Regions from separate parts of the Homo sapiens genome. Here regions 1 and 3 are each linked to region 2. Evidence: chromatin contacts called from ENCODE Hi-C or POLR2A ChIA-PET data. All regions are on one chromosome and are shown on one strand. The core of a region is the stretch at or near the end of the contact, and the rest is flanking DNA. Distances in the headings are between cores, read along the strand shown. Region 1 holds the start of TNFRSF14-AS1 (TNFRSF14 antisense RNA 1). Region 2 holds the start of TP73-AS3 (TP73 antisense RNA 3). Region 3 holds the start of NADK (NAD kinase).

What was found. Hi-C counts contacts between places; a loop is a spot of excess contacts on that map. ChIA-PET counts read pairs that join two places held with the same protein, here RNA polymerase II (POLR2A). Pooled maps may share reads with other maps.
Region 1: a loop to region 2 is called in a pooled map, with 2.4 times the contacts of the local background. The contact joins the promoter of TNFRSF14-AS1 here to the promoter of TP73-AS3 in region 2. A Hi-C loop is called at or near these places in 17 of 37 single-sample maps with no recorded cell type and 6 of 50 pooled maps. POLR2A ChIA-PET finds 5 or more read pairs at or near these places in 2 of 52 experiments (GM12878 and Panc1).
Region 3: a loop to region 2 is called in a pooled map, with 11 times the contacts of the local background. The contact joins the promoter of NADK here to the promoter of TP73-AS3 in region 2. A Hi-C loop is called at or near these places in 6 of 37 single-sample maps with no recorded cell type and 3 of 50 pooled maps.

What each region holds. Positions count from the first base shown.
Region 1 is chr1:2,555,761-2,558,606 of GRCh38, forward strand. It overlaps TNFRSF14-AS1 (TNFRSF14 antisense RNA 1), which reads right to left and starts at 1,251. Exons shown (of 7, transcript NR_037844.2): 1 at 1,217-1,251; 2 at 1-936. It overlaps TNFRSF14 (TNF receptor superfamily member 14), which reads left to right and starts at 611. Exons shown (of 8, transcript NM_003820.4): 1 at 611-973; 2 at 1,966-2,074; 3 at 2,583-2,708. The coding sequence starts at 905.
Region 2 is chr1:3,667,322-3,670,214 of GRCh38, forward strand. It overlaps TP73-AS3 (TP73 antisense RNA 3), which reads right to left and starts at 1,624. Exons shown (of 3, transcript NR_187362.1): 1 at 1,304-1,624. The region is part of intron 1 of TP73 (tumor protein p73); the gene reads left to right.
Region 3 is chr1:1,777,113-1,780,052 of GRCh38, forward strand. NADK (NAD kinase) reads right to left here and starts at 1,358. Exons shown (of 12, transcript NM_023018.5): 1 at 1,177-1,358. RefSeq lists a silencer at 874-2,073.

The DNA.
Region 1 (2,846 bases), core at 1-2,500, 1.1 Mb before region 2:
TTCCATGTGATGCAGGGAGCGAGGCCGTCACGAGGGACTCACTGGTGCCTGCCTTGGGGCTCCGGGACTGTGGGCTGTCTCCATCCGGAGGTCTCCCTACCACCAGGCTCTGTGGGGCAGGGAAGCCCAGTGGGGTGCAGGGAGCCAGGAAGCTGGGGTGGGGTCAGGGCAGGGTCCACAGGGAGACCGGGCGAGGCTGGCAGCCTTCCCAGTCCGCGCAGCGTCTCTGCAGGGGGAGCAAGAGCTGCCCTTCCACCCCTCCCAGGGGACGGGTAGGGGCACTCTGGGCTTTTCCCACCCCCTCACGCAGGGACACAGGCCTGGTGGGTCTATGACTGAAATTGGCCAGACCGCATTCTGGTGGTTTTATTCGGAAGGGAAGTTTACCCTGTTCAGCAGAAGCTGAGATGGGAACAGGAAACCCACAGGGCCCCTTTATTCGGCAAAAATGTCAGTCAGCGCCCCGGGGAGCAGCCGAGGGTCCCTGAGTGTGTGAGTGAGGTGGGGAAACACAGATGGACTTTGGGGGGCTCCCCCTTCTACAGGAAACCCGGAGTGGACTGGAATGGTGCAGGGGGAGAACTCGCCCCTCCCATCGGGCGCCTCCTTCATACCGGCCCTTCCCCTCGGCTTTGCCTGGACAGCTCCTGCCTCCCGCAGGGCCCACCTGTGTCCCCCAGCGCCGCTCCACCCAGCAGGCCTGAGCCCCTCTCTGCTGCCAGACACCCCCTGCTGCCCACTCTCCTGCTGCTCGGGTTCTGAGGCACAGCTTGTCACACCGAGGCGGATTCTCTTTCTCTTTCTCTTTCTCTTCTGGCCCACAGCCGCAGCAATGGCGCTGAGTTCCTCTGCTGGAGTTCATCCTGCTAGCTGGGTTCCCGAGCTGCCGGTCTGAGCCTGAGGCATGGAGCCTCCTGGAGACTGGGGGCCTCCTCCCTGGAGATCCACCCCCAAAACCGACGTCTTGAGGCTGGTGAGCCCCCGAGCCTCCTCTCCGTCTGCTCGCAGATCCCAGTTCTGACCCCAGGGCCTCCCACAGATCTCTTCCCCATGCCCCTGTCCTGGCCGTTGCTGGCTCCGGCGTCCAGCCCGTCCCCTGCTGCCTGGGGCTCTCGGGTCAACCCAGACCCCCAGCACTGGGCTCACCACAGTGGGGTGAGCAGCAGAGCCACAGCCCTACCCAGCAGACCTCCTCCTGCGTGTGTCCCCCACTCACCACTCCGTCCACGGGCAGCTGGTGAGCCCCCATTTGGCCGGATGTGGGCACTTCTGGGGGCTGGGTGTCTCTGGGCGTCTCTGGGCGGGGCCCTCGAGCAGGTGACCCAACTCCCCGGCAGCCCTGACCTTGGTGACAGGTGATAAGATCAGTGTGCAGCAGGGGGCTGGACCCAGGTGGGTGGGGTGGGGATACTCTCCATGCTCATGTGGCACTCCTGCCTGTCCAGCCACTATCCCCATCAGGGGCCCCCGACTGCCCATCAGCCAGCCCAGGAACGAGGCCACGGCAGAGCCACCCTCCCCGATGTGGCCCTGATCAGCCTGTCACCCACTGTCTGGCTTGTGAGCCTCTGGGGCCCATCCCTGGCTGCCCCTGCTGGCTCTTCAGGGGTCAGCAGGTCCAACCTAGGCCAGCAGGGGGGCCGGCAGGTTGTCTGCCCAGTGGGCTCAATGCTCCCAGGTGTGGGGTGTGGGGTCCCTGGCGAGGGCAGAGTTCCAGTTCCCAGGGCTCCGCGCTGCCAGGCAGCGTCATCAGGGCTGGAGGAGGGGCGGTCCCCACCCTATCCCGGGCTCCAGCGGTCGGCAAGGTTGTTCCATGAGCCTGGCCTGGGGCCCGCTTCTGTCCTCTCTACCAGGCACTGCCGCTCCTCCCCATTGCACAGAGGGAGATTCAGGCTGTGGGGCCAAGCCTGGCAGAGCCCACAGGGCAGCCAGGGCATCTCCCAATGCCTGTCCTGACCCCCTTAGGTGCTGTATCTCACCTTCCTGGGAGCCCCCTGCTACGCCCCAGCTCTGCCGTCCTGCAAGGAGGACGAGTACCCAGTGGGCTCCGAGTGCTGCCCCAAGTGCAGTCCAGGTAGGTGCAGCCCTTTGGCGGGCCAGCTCTGTGGGCCGAGGGCAGACACTCTTGCCCCCTTCTGCCCCAGACACCCCTGTGTTCTCTGCCCCCACAGCCATGGGTGTGATGAAGCCCTGGGGCTAGGTGTGCAGACAGTGAGGGCAGAACCCCCAGGCCAGCAGCTTGGACTCTTCACCCTGGGGGACCCTCACAGTCACACTGCACAGGGGGTGGGTCTGAGAGACGTGGCTGGCCCACCGTGGCCAGAGACATGGGCTCGGGGGCACATACCAGAGCCGGGCCAGGTGTCCCAGGAGGCCCCATGTGCTTCCAGAACTTTCCGATTTTCCCCAGAGCAGCTCTGCTCATGGCTGATGGGGCTGCTGTGTCCCGTGGGGCTCATGGGCCATTTGAGTCCCCTTAGCTGGTGTCTCCCTGCTTGGGCTCTGGGCGCGGGTGGAGTGATGGGTGGGCTCCCGAAGGGGCCTCCCGCAGACTTGCGAAGTTCCCACTCTCTGGGCGGCAGGTTATCGTGTGAAGGAGGCCTGCGGGGAGCTGACGGGCACAGTGTGTGAACCCTGCCCTCCAGGCACCTACATTGCCCACCTCAATGGCCTAAGCAAGTGTCTGCAGTGCCAAATGTGTGACCCAGGTAAGAGGCCAGCACAGCCGGCCCAGCCTCCGCTTGGGCAGCCTGGATGCCCCCGCACCCTGCACCCTCTCTCCATGGCCACAGTGCCCCAGGAAGGCCCCGGCTGCCCCAGGCCAGGTCCCAACCCCATCTCCATGG
Region 2 (2,893 bases), core at 374-2,873:
GACCTACAGAACTGTAAGAGAGTAAATTTATCTCATTCTGTGCTGCTCATTGTGTGGTCATTGGTTACGGCAGCCACAGAAAACAGACAGTGCGCACATCCGCATGGTCCCCTCTCCAGCTCTTGCCTGATAGGCATAAACGAGGGCAGCTGGGCGCGGTGGCTCACGCTTGCAATCCCAGCACTTTGGGAGGCCGAGGCGGGTGGATCATGAGGTCAGAAGATTGAAACTATCCTGGCCCACATGGTGAAACCCCGTTTCTACTAAAAATACAAAAAATTAGCCAGGCGTGGTGGCACGTGCCTGTAGTCCCAGCTATTCAGGAGGCTGAGGCATGAGAATCGCTTGAACCTGGGAGGCAAAGGTTGCAGTGAGCCAAGATGGAGCCACTGCACTCCAGCCTGGGCGACAGAGAGAGATTCTGTCTCAAAAAAAAAAAAAAAGAAAGAAAAAAAGTAAAAAAGAAAAAAAGGAAATAAACAAGGGCTTGCCCTGTAGTTCACATCTGGACCACCCAGCTTAAAATAGGGCAGGGGAGTTCAGGAATAGCTTTGCAACCCTTGTGTTACGGTGCACAGGTGTGCAAAAATTCTCCTTGAACTCCCCCTTCAGTGTCCCCCCAGGGCTCATGGCCACTGTCACTCTGTGCTAGTTGCTCTTCAGACCAGGGAACAGACTTGGCCATGGCTATGGCCAGGGTCCAGCTGCTATTGCTCCTCCTGTCACCCACCCACCTTTTGTCTCCAACAAGGATGTTGAGAGGAGCCAGGCACCAGCCTCCCTGGGTTCAGGTCTTTCCTCTCCCCTCACTTTCCTATGAACTAGGGGTGGGGGAGGAGGAGTGCCTGCCAGGAGGTCACTGCAGCCAAGGAACCCAAATTGGTGTGCTTGAGAATGACCCATGGATACACTTTCCAAAGAGTCACCCGGCTGCGATGAGGGGCCATCTCCCCTCCTGGAGCCAACAGCCATGAGTAGCTGTCACACACATCCGTGCAGCACCTAGACACACATCCGTGCTGTCCACTCCGTGCTGCTGCAATTGTGGGGGAGGAAGGTGGCACAGTGGCAGCGACACACACTTCCCTCTCCAAAATTGGGGCGGGGCTCCTCAAAATCCTCTGACCAGCATTAAAGATTCAGAATTTGATATTATGGCTGCATATAATGTTGAATTATCTGAACTTGCTGCACGTGTGTGTGTGTGTGTGTGTGTGTGTGTGTGTATTGTTGGTAGGACCAAAACGGTTAATTATCAGCAATTTCATGGTTTGACCTAATATTTTAAAAGAGAGGTTCTTACCTGCTGGAAGCATGTACTGGTGTATTACGGATGAGACGGTCTCATAGGTGGAATTTGCTGTGAAATGCCCCAGGAAACAAAAAGCCAGAGGTCAGAGTGATGAGAGCTGGGGACGGGTGGATGGGTTCCTGGGCCGTTCCCTGTAGTGCTGAGTGTGCTTGGAAGTGTCCACAATGAGGAGTAGAAACGAGTACAAAGCTGGGTGGAGACAGCCCTGTCCTGGCTGCCCTGAGCTCGGCCCTGTCAGTCGCCTTGAGGAGGGTTGGGGGGAGCAGGGATGCAGGGTGGCGCGTGCATGCCAGGTGGCAGGCGGCAGGTGCTGGCTCCAGGCCCGTCTCCAGCCCCAGGGCTCCAGGCCATGCTCCGCCCCCAGCTGCCCTGCAGCTCCAGGCCGGCCACGCTGCCGCCTAGTTTCGCAACTCCAATGTCATCACCTAGGTGACAGGGACGCTGCTGCCACCGCCCGCCTGCGGGAGCCAGGAGCCAGCCGAGGGCCACTTCCACCTGGCCCCACCGACCCTCCGGGGCCCAGGCTTAGCCAAGGTAGGCTTGGGCTTGGCTCGCCCTCCTCTCGGCCTGAGTCGGGGGGAGTCTCCTTGCCACCGTGGGTGCAGTGGCTCCGGGGGCCCACCCTGGGGTGCAGAGAGCCCCTCTACGGCCTCCCAGGAGGCGGCTTGGAAATGCAGTACTGTTCAGGCCAGGGTGGGGAGGCCTTGCCCACAGTTCTCCTGATGGGACAAGCCACAGCTCTGGGGAGCCATCTGCCCCAAGTGGCACATCAGGGCTCCTCGTGTGACCCTAGGATCGGGGGCAGAAGTGGCTCTGGTACCGCCACCTCCACCCCTTGGACCCACCAGGAGCTCTTTCCACTTCCTGCCAAGGAGGCGCAGAGTGACTGCCCCAGCCTGGCACGTCCGGGGGCTTCCCGGCTGGGGGCCGCCATCCTCAGCCTCACACAGCTGATCCAGAACCTCCCAGTTCTCCCCAGCCCCCTCACTCTTTTGTGGCCCCGGAGCCTCTCCCGGCAACAGCAAGCCATGCCCCGGCCTCCCCGGCACTCACGCAGCTACTCCCAAGCCTGACCATGACGTGGACGGCAGGAAGGGGCTGGGCATGTCCTGTTCCTTCTGCCTGGGTCCTGCTTCCAGGGCTGGACTCCCAGGCTGGGGAATCCTCAGGGACCCATCAAACTGGGGGACAGGGGAGGGGCTTGTGGGGATTTGCTGTGAGGAGGGCAGAGTGTGTACGTGGCAGTGCCTGCGGACACATGTGTGCGCATATGTGAATAGGTGTGTCCATGTGCATGTATGTGCAAGTGTGTTGCTAGAGGTGAGAGGGTGGGTAGGGAAACTGAGTGACCAGCTCCTCCCTGAAGCCTTGGGGGAATGTCCGAGGGGCCAGGGCCTCTGGATCCTGTTCCCTTGGCTCTTTGCAAAGTCTCCAGCCTGGCCTCCTGGATGGGCATGTGGCTCGGGGGGCGAGACCATGGGCTCTTCCTGGCTTGCTGTGTCGCTCTGGGTGCGTTTTACACCACTCTGAGGATCTCTCTGCTCATCCCTAAGGCAGGGATGATGATGGGGCCAGGGGACC
Region 3 (2,940 bases), core at 108-2,607, 1.9 Mb before region 2:
GAGAGGACACCTCCAAATGATGAAGCTATTTTGTTGGGTACTGCGGTGGCACCTGTGATTCCTCAAGTAGCTTGGAATCAGCGTGCTAACACCATAAAGTGGCTGCAAAAGTCCCAGTGAAGTCACTGCTGAGAGCAAACAGGCCTTACAGAGAAGTTCCAAGGGGACAGGAAATTTCCAGAGGCTTGAGAGGACAATGTTCAGGGGAATAAGTACTTGAAGGGAATTATCTAACAAGGTGTTAAAGTAACTAGCTTCTTAGACAAGATGACATCAGGAGGAAAAAAAAACTTATTAAGGCAAACATGTCAGTTTCAGGCCAACTAAGGCTGTCAGAGAGACATGGAACACAAGAAGAGAAGAGTTTTGAAATGTATTCCCATCAAGAGCCAAGAATAATGAACTTTTGAATGTAAAACTTAGTGTGTTCCAAAACAAGAAAGGAAAAATAACTTGTTACTCGGAATCGAAGCCAAAAGGAATCTCATTGCTTGGGGAGGAGGGATGGGAGGGTGGGGGTGGTCCTTGGCCTGGGAAGGAAAACTCCACCAGGCCTTCGGAGCTGGGCACGCCCTGTTCCCACAATTAAGAAAAAAAACGACGACCTAGAGCTCAAGGCCGGTGCTGACATCTGACCTACTGGATGGCAGCCGCCTGTAGGAACATCACCATAGACTATTGGAATTTTCTGGCAAGTACTGGGCACTAAATCAGAGATGTGTTTTTAGAGAATTCCATGCCAATACTGCTGTATAGAATCTTTTATTCATACTTTCCCACTAGGTTTGGGCCCCTCTAAGCTTTCACGAGTCAAAGACCCCTCCTGCTTGCTGAAACCACCCACGGAAGGCCGGACACCGAGGACCTGGCCGCCCAAGCAGAGGCGACTGACAAGCGCGGTCCGGGCTGGACGGCCCCACCTTCCCCGCCCGGGAGAGCCAGGCCGGACAGCGGCCTCCCTCAGACCCGTCCCCAAGGCCGAGCCTCGCCCTGGGCCGTGCTGGTGCCCCATTCGGGACGGAGCGGTGGCCCGTCAGCACTTCCACGGCCTCCTCAGCAGGCCAGATGGGCAGGGCCGGCCTGGTGTCTCCCCGCCTGGCCGCGCGCTCGCGGGCAGCGATGACCCCAGGCAGCGGGCGACCCCAGGCGGACGGCAGGCCGGGTCTGCTCACTCACCGTTCGCTGCCGCGGGCGCCTGCGGGGGCGTCTACATGCCGGACCGAGCCCGCAGGCCCCGCCGCCGCGCCGCCGCCAGCCGTCGCTACCTGGCCCTTGGCGCCCTGGCCGCCTGTTGCCCCATGGCCGCCCGGACCCCGGCGCCGGCGCCGCCGAGCAGCAATGCGCCGCGCCCGCCCACTGCGCAGGCGCACCCGCCACGCATGCGCGCTGCCGCGCACGTGGGGCGTCCCGCGCGTCTGCCGGGTCCCACCGGCGCCGGGACACCCCGCGCGGGCGGGAGGCGGCGGGCGTGGCGGGAAAGAGGCGGGCGGTGGGGAAGAGGGGCGAATCGCGGTGGAGAGCAGTGACCAGGGAGTGGAGGCGGGCAGCGGGGACAGGGGCGGGCGTCCGCGACTCGGGTAGGCGGGGGTCGGCGCCCCGAGGAGGGCGGCCCCCGGCTCCCGTCCCCACTCACCTGCCGCGTCCGGAGGGCGCCCCCGGGTCCGCCCGCCACGTCTACGCCTAGGCGCCCCCGACATTGTGATCCCAGCCCGGCGTCCCGCCCCCAACTCACCGCCACCGCGGGCGGGACCTCCCGGACCACGTGGGCCGGCTCAGGGGAGTGCAGGTGCCCCGCGAGAGCTGGCCCCGCCCGCCGCCGCTTCCCTAATTACCGGGCTGTGACACGGTGTGGGCCGAGCCGGATTTGGGAACCGAAACTTAGAGCAGCTGCGGCAGCGCTGCGCTCCCTCGGGGCTGTCCGTCGGGGCTGGGAGGGCGGCCCTGCGCCTGGGGGAACCGCGATCGGCCTCACGCCCACCTCTAGCGGCCAGGTGCGCCTTGCACGCCCACGAACGTCCTCAGAGGTCTACGCTTGGGATCCCAAGGCTGGCAGTGGAGGGAGGACCCGGTGGCCTGGGGCACCTCTAGGGGGACCAGGGAGCCGTGTTTTGCGCACCCCACAGGCTGGAGGACTCGGGGAGTTGGGGGAGGAGGCCAAAGCCACAGGAGCGGACTTTGTAGTGTTTGTTGGAACTGCGGGTCCCACCCAGCCCGCACTTGCTGAACTGGTGGCTGCTCATCAGCGCCTTCAGGCCTCAAATATCCCAATAATGTGCCCTATACCCAGTTCTCAGCTCTCGAGTCACTGTCAGGTAAACTGGCAATGCACGACCAGCTGCTCTAACCTGCTGGTCCCCCAGGTGCCAGACATTGTTTTGTTTTTCTGAGATAGTGTCTCATTCGTCCCCCAGGCCGGAGTCCAGTGGCGGGCTCACGGCTCACTGCAGCCTTGACCTCTCAGGTGCAAGCGATCCTTCCACTTCAGCTTCCCTAGTAGTTGGGACTACAAGTAGGTCCCGCCACACTCGACTACTTCATTCATATATATATATATTTGTGTGTGTGTGTGTGTGTGTGTGTAGAGATGAGGTTTTACCATTTTGCCCAGGCTGGGTCTCAAACTTCACCCGCCTCGGCCTCCCAAAGTACTAGGATTATAGGCGTAAGCCACTGCACCTGGCCCAGCCATTGTTTTCTGAGGTTCAGTCCCTGTCTATACTTTCTGTGTGATCACCTGGCCCAGGGTCGGTGTGGACCTGAGTCCTCTGCAGCCCTTCCCCACACCCGCATACCTGCTCTCTGGTCAGGACTCCTGGGACTTGAATCCAGAGACACGGAACACGGCCTGGCCAAGTCTTCCTGAAAAACACAGCTCTTCAGTTCAGGACCACAGTGAAGTACAGGGCACCAAGGGTGACTGGAAAGGGAAGCAAGGATCAT